2 separate regions of the Homo sapiens genome follow, and region 2 is linked to region 1. A link is a loop called in an ENCODE intact Hi-C map of the cell type or tissue named here. Cell type or tissue: heart right ventricle. All regions are shown on one strand. Each heading gives the region's core, and the rest is flanking DNA. Links, peaks and the distances in the headings are about the cores only.

Evidence for each region. A loop is a pair of places that touch in the nucleus more often than their neighbours do. Peaks named below come from ENCODE experiments on the same cell type or tissue, not always from the same donor. Only the 100,000 strongest peaks of a DNase experiment are listed, where the experiment ranks them.
Region 2: a loop joins it to region 1, with 7 times the contacts of the local background. A loop is called at or near these places in 105 of 110 quality-filtered maps.

Annotation. Positions count from the first base shown.
Region 1 is chr17:77,429,117-77,432,019 of GRCh38, reverse strand. The region is part of intron 3 of SEPTIN9 (septin 9); the gene reads right to left. LOC112268199 (a long non-coding RNA gene) reads left to right here. Exons shown (of 2, transcript XR_002958141.2): 2 at 718-2,903. Among named protein-coding and RNA genes, the nearest start is that of MIR4316, 34 kb to the right of the region's middle. In heart right ventricle, for the core only: a CTCF peak has its summit at 1,781 (motif pointing left); a DNase peak (open chromatin) is centred at 1,689; H3K4me3 peaks cover 450 bases; H3K27ac peaks cover 2,129 bases.
Region 2 is chr17:77,493,817-77,496,719 of GRCh38, reverse strand. All of the region lies in intron 10 of SEPTIN9 (septin 9), which reads right to left. Among named protein-coding and RNA genes, the nearest start is that of MIR4316, 98 kb to the right of the region's middle. RefSeq lists an enhancer at 1-293. In heart right ventricle, for the core only: CTCF peaks have their summits at 1,387 and 1,598 (motif pointing right); a DNase peak (open chromatin) is centred at 1,599.

The sequences.
Region 1 (2,903 bases), core at 287-2,786:
TGAAACCTCCCCAACCTGTTTCTAAGTCCCGCCAGCCACGAAACATTTTTTTGAACATCCAGTACCACCCTCCCATGGCTATTTGGCCTCATCCTTTTACAGGGCAAGTCTTGGGCGAAAAGTAGAAAGGATGAAAATCCCTGAGAGAGGTGACAACGTGGCAACTTTTTTTTTTTTTTTTTTTTTTTTGAGACAGCATTTCACTCCCGTTGCCTAGGCTGGAATGCAGTGGCACGATCTTGGCTCACTGCAACCTCTACCTCCCGGGCTCAAGCTATTCTCCTGCCTCAGCCTCCTGAGGAGCTGGGAGCACAGGCATGTGCCACCACACCAGGCTAATTTTTGTGTTTTTTTGTAGAGATGGAGTTTCGCCATGTTGCCCAGGCTGGTCTCAAACTCGTGGGCTCAAGCAATCTGCCTGCCTCAGCTTTCTGGGATTATAGACGTGAACCACCGTGCCTGGCTGAGGTGGTTCTCATACAAAGCAGAGAAAACCATCTTTAGTTCAAAACAAATTAATAAGTATTGAGTGTCTATGTAGAAAAAGACTAGAAGGAAACGTGAACATGTTAACAGTGTTTGTCTGGAGGACGCAATTATTATTGATCATTTCCTTTACATTTTCTAATTTAATTATTTTGTCACAAGTAGGTGTGATTTTTAAAATCACAAAAGATAAACGTTGGTTTTTTGTTTGTGTTTTGTTTTTTGAGACAGGGTCTCATCCTGTCACCCAGGAGCTGGAGTACAGTGGTGTGGTCATAGCTCACTGCAGCCTCAAACTCCTAACTCAAGCAATCCTCCTACCTGAGCCTCCTGAGGAGCTGGGACTACAGGCAAGCGCCACTACCCCTAGCACCTCTGTTGCCCAGACTGGTCTCGAACGCCTGGCCTCAAGCGACTCTCCCACCGCAGCCTCCCAAAGCTGGGATTACAGGCGTGAGCCACCACGCCCAGCAAAGATTGCTTTTCAATCAGGAAGACAGATGCTTCTTAGCACTTCTTGTTCTTCTTCTTTTTTTTTTTTTTGATACGGAGTATTGCTCTGTTGCCCAGGCTGGAGTGCAGTAGCACAGTCTCGGCTCACTGCAACCTCTGCCTCCCGGGTTCAAGAGATTCTCCTGCCTCAGCCTCCAGAGTAGCTGGGATTACAAGCGTGCACCACCATACCTGGCTAATTTTTGTATTTTCAGTAGAGATGGGGTTTCGCCATGTTGACCAGCCTGGTCTTGAACTCCTGACCTTAAGGGATTCACCCGCCTTGGCCTCCCAAAGTGTTGGGATTACATGCGTGAGCCACCACCCTCGGCCTGCTTCTTAGCACTTCTAACCTCTGCCCCTTGGCATCACCTGGCCAAGCAGATGAAAAGTTCCAGTGAGCTGTCAGCCGGCACCAGGCTGGGGTCTTCCCTAGGCAGCTCCAAGTGGCTAGGATCTGGCTTCTTTTCCAGAGCTGGGTCCAGAAACCAAGATCGGGAATGCGTGATGGCTGCTCTGCGGGCCCTTGCTATGAGGTCACTTCCCTGGTTCCAGTGATCGGCCGCTGGCTGTAGGGAGCATGTGGGTTCAGCCAGGGTTTGTGTCAACATGGCTCTGCTCTATCCACGGCCTAGTGGGTTCCTCCACCCCCCGCTGCATGACAACCCCAGGAAAAATGTTAGGAGGGAGGGAGCCGCTGGGGGTGTGACAGGAGAGACTTTCCAGGGACAGATTTGTAAAAACTGCTTCAAAGTCCTCTCCAAGGACTTTCAAGGCCTCCACTGCCCCCTACTGACAGGTCACGGCTCGGGCAGAGAAAGCTGGGGATGGAGCTGGCGGGGGGAGGGTGGCCAGCACCCGCAAGGCAAGGAGATGAGCTGGGAGAACAGGGGCTGGGAGGGCAGCCCCAGGCCAGCTCCTGTCTCCAGAACCACTGTCTCCCTCCTCTGGCCACAAAGTGAGGCTGGCCAGACACAGGCCTACTCCACAGGCTGGGAGGCTGGGCGTGAAAGCACTGTGCTTGCATGGGGTACCCCATGGTGAATACCATCAGAGCCAACCCCCAGGGTCTGCTGTCCTACAGGGAAGCCAGTGTAAGGCGCCCATGGAACCCAGAAGCATCTAAAGGATTTGACAGCCATGAGCTGGGAGGATCCAGTTCTGTAGCAGGAGAAAGAGAGGCAGAGAGACAGGTTTCGCAACATCTGCCCCATCCGCTGTGTTGCCCTGAGCACAGCCCACCCCTCTGTGGTCCCGAGTCTCAGCTCTGAGGTCTCTAAGACCCCCTGGGTCCCCGCAGCTCAGGATGCTCACTTGAAAACCAGGCCCAGCCAGCAGGGCCTCCCTCGTCAGCCTATTACTGGCCAGCTCCTGCCCAGCACCCTCCAGCTCATTATCCCCATCTGTGCAAACTCCACACCAGCACCCTAAGCCCTTCTTCCTCCAGGAAGGAGACTGTCCCCAGATGTGTCCCCTGTTCCCTTTCGATCAAAGCCCAGAAAACAGGAACCAGCCTTGCGCCTCCTCTCCCCACCGAACTGTTGGCCTTTTTGGATGCCCTCTCTGATTCTCTGCCAACATCCCCACAACACAATCAGCCCTCAGTCCCTCCCCAAATGCAATCGGCGAGCACGCTGTAGCCCAGGCGGACGGTGATGTCCCCATTTTGCAACCTGCGAGAGCCAGCACACCTCTCAGCCAGGTGGGCTGCAGGAGCCAGTCGTGGCGAGGGCAGGAGGCCTGCGTGCTGACGGCATCGGCACCATCAAAATTACGGTCAGATCAAGGTCACGGTCAACGAGCTTCTCCACCTGCAATTTCCTCCTCACCAAGGTGGCCTCAGCCTCAGCCTCGGCCTCAGCCTTGGTCTTGGCCTCAGGAGCTGCAGACACACCCCCAAGTCCCCACCCCAGGAGCTTGGCCTC
Region 2 (2,903 bases), core at 174-2,673, 65 kb before region 1:
ACATTGCTCAGGGACATGTGCACTTCACACAATACATACAAGCCCAAGCTCGGGACAGTGGCCACTTCTCAGGGAGACTGGGCAGGAGACCACGGGCACCCACAAGTGCCCTCGGGCTCGAGCTGGTGGCCATCTCAGAGTGGTCATTTTATTGCTGTGCTTCGTAACTCCTATATGAACACGCGGTGCCTGGCATGTGTAACTGTTATATAACAGAAGGCCTTTTAACAAGGAGGGCAGTGAACGGCATCACTGGAGGTGGGGAGCCGGGCAGGGAAGGCAAATAAAGACACCCGGTGCCCTCCCATGTGATGAACTTCGTCTTCACACACCTGCAAGTGTCTCTTGTGATTCCTTTGTTATCCCCATTATCTTACGAAAATGGGGCGTAGACGCTGGGCACCACGGCTCACGTCTGCAATCCCAGCACTTTGGGAGGCTGAGGTGGGTGGATCACGAGGTCAGGAGTTCGAGACCAGCCTGGCCAACATGATGAAATCTCGTCTCTGTTAAAAATACAAAAATTAGCCAGGCCTGGTACCAGGCGCCTGTAATCCCAGCTACTCAGGAGGCTGAGGCAGGAGAATCACTGGAACCCAGGAGGTGGAGGTTGTGGTGAGCCAAGATCACGCCACGGCACTCCAGCCTGGGCAAAAGAGTGAAACTTCGTCTCAAAAAAAAAAAAAAAGAAAAAGAAAAAGAAAAGAAAAGAAAATGAGGCATAGAGAACGCAAGAACTGTGTCTGTCTCAGCTCCACAGTGCATAAGGCTGGAGCGGGATGCAGAACCCATACACCTGGCTCCAGGCTGCCCCATCGCAGAGCCACATGGCTTTTCCCCAAGTTAAAAATGTCTAGTTTTTACTTGGTAGGCCAGCAGGCAGGGCCGGGGCCTCCACCTTGCCCAGCCCTCAAGTGCTCTCAGTGCTATGCCGGTTGCCTTTGCCTAGGCCCTCCTGCCACGGCCCTGTGTAGGGCGGTGTCCACACTAGAACCTCCTGCAGACTGACCAGCAGCACTCTCATCTAACACTGACGGGCAGCGAGAGCCGGCAGGAAGAATGGGGCTCTCAGGCTGGAGTTGGAGTGTGTGATCGCCACTCCCTGGCTCGGGCAAGTTACTCTCATTCCCTCAGTTTCCTCATCCATAAAATGTGGATAATAACGTCACCCGCCTCTCAGGGACATGAGGATTAAATGAGTTCATGGCGTGATCAATTACACCCCACATTTCTATTGACAATACTTGGGGTGGTTTCTAAGGATGGGAAAGATACCTCAAGATGCTGTTCACCAAGTGGGAGGCAAGAACAAGGCACAGCCCTTACTAGTCCGGGTGTCAGGTCAGCTATGAACTCATGGGGCCCCTGATATAAAAACCCAGCAGTGCTGAAGGCACATTTCCAGGGTCCTCATATAAGACTGCTGGAAAGTGGGCCCCACCACCTCACAACTGTCCTGACAGGTTCCAGACTCTTCCTCAGCTGGAGCCAGTGGTGCTCAACAACGCACAGGTCAGAGAGGTGCGGGGACCTCTCTCTTGTGCATTTCCTGACAGTTTCTGTCACCGGCCACCTGCGGTACTCAAGGTTGGCCACCAGGGTGCAGCAGAGGCACGCCCATAGCAAAGCCGCCGGCCCGTCCCAGGCCCATCCATCCCTAACTCTCCCAAACCTGCCTTTCATAAAAAGTTTCCTAAACAGCAAGAACTCTTTGGGCAGAGAGGAAGAGAGGAACTGCAGGCAGAGGGGCCAAGGGGAGGCAAGCCAGCCTGACACCACAGGCGGATACTGGAAAACACCCAGGCTGCACCCAGCTGGGCAGCTCCCGCAGGGTGGGCCCGGCAGGGGTGGTGGTAGGGGAGGAGTGCAGACAGGGGAAAGGCCCGTGTGCCTCTCCACACCCTCCTCCAGGCATGAACTCCCATCTCGAGGGAGTCTGGTGCAGGGCTGGAGCTGTAGATTCTAGAGCCGCCTCCCGTTCTGGGTCCCTTGGCAGGTTTTCTGCTCACAGCACCTCTTCAACTCTGCAAGGAGGGTGGGTGCGGGGAGCTTCGGACATGAAACGAGATAACCCATGTCTAGCCAGTGGCACAGGAGTGTCTGATGCCTCCTGGTAATTGTCATTATGACCATTTTTTTAGAGCAACAGCTTCCCAAAAAGCTCTGTGGTCTTTGGGACAGTCTCTCAACTCACTAAAATCTTGGCACACTGCACCCACTTTGTGGATGATGAAAACTGAGGCCCTGGAAGATTAAGAGACTTGTGCTTCCTGCTCTACTGGGCCTTTCAGCCAAGTGCTCTCCCAGAACAAAGTGGCTTTTCCTGCTGCATTTCCCTCTGCACCTTCCCCTCTTCCATTCTAATGAGAAATGAAGGGACAGAGAGAGGAAGGGGAAGGAAACGTTCGGGCCCATCCCTCCCGGGGTGTCACCGCCAGGAGTGGGTTGAACTGTGGCCCCCCAGGGGCTCCCATCCATTCAAAGACATGGTCAAGGTCCAGGCCTTGGAACCCATGATTGTGACCTTACTTGGAAAACGTCTTTCTTTATAGATTCATTAAGGATCTCCAAATGGGATCATCCACTTAGGGTAGGCCCTAAGTCCAAAGACAGGCATCCTTGTCCAAAGACAAGAAGGAAAGAGGGCAGGCTCGGTGGCTCATTCCTGTAATCCCAGCACTTTGGGAGGCCAAGCAAGGTGGGCAGATCACCTGAGGTCAGGAGTTTAAGACCAGCCTGGCCAACATGGCGAAATCCTGTCTCTACTAAAAATACAAAAATTAAGTCAGGTGGGTGGTACGTGACTGTAATCCCAGATACTCGGGAGGCTGAGGCAGGAGAATTACTTGAACCCAGGAGGCAGAGGTTGCAGTGAGCTGAGATTGCAACACTGCACTCCAGCC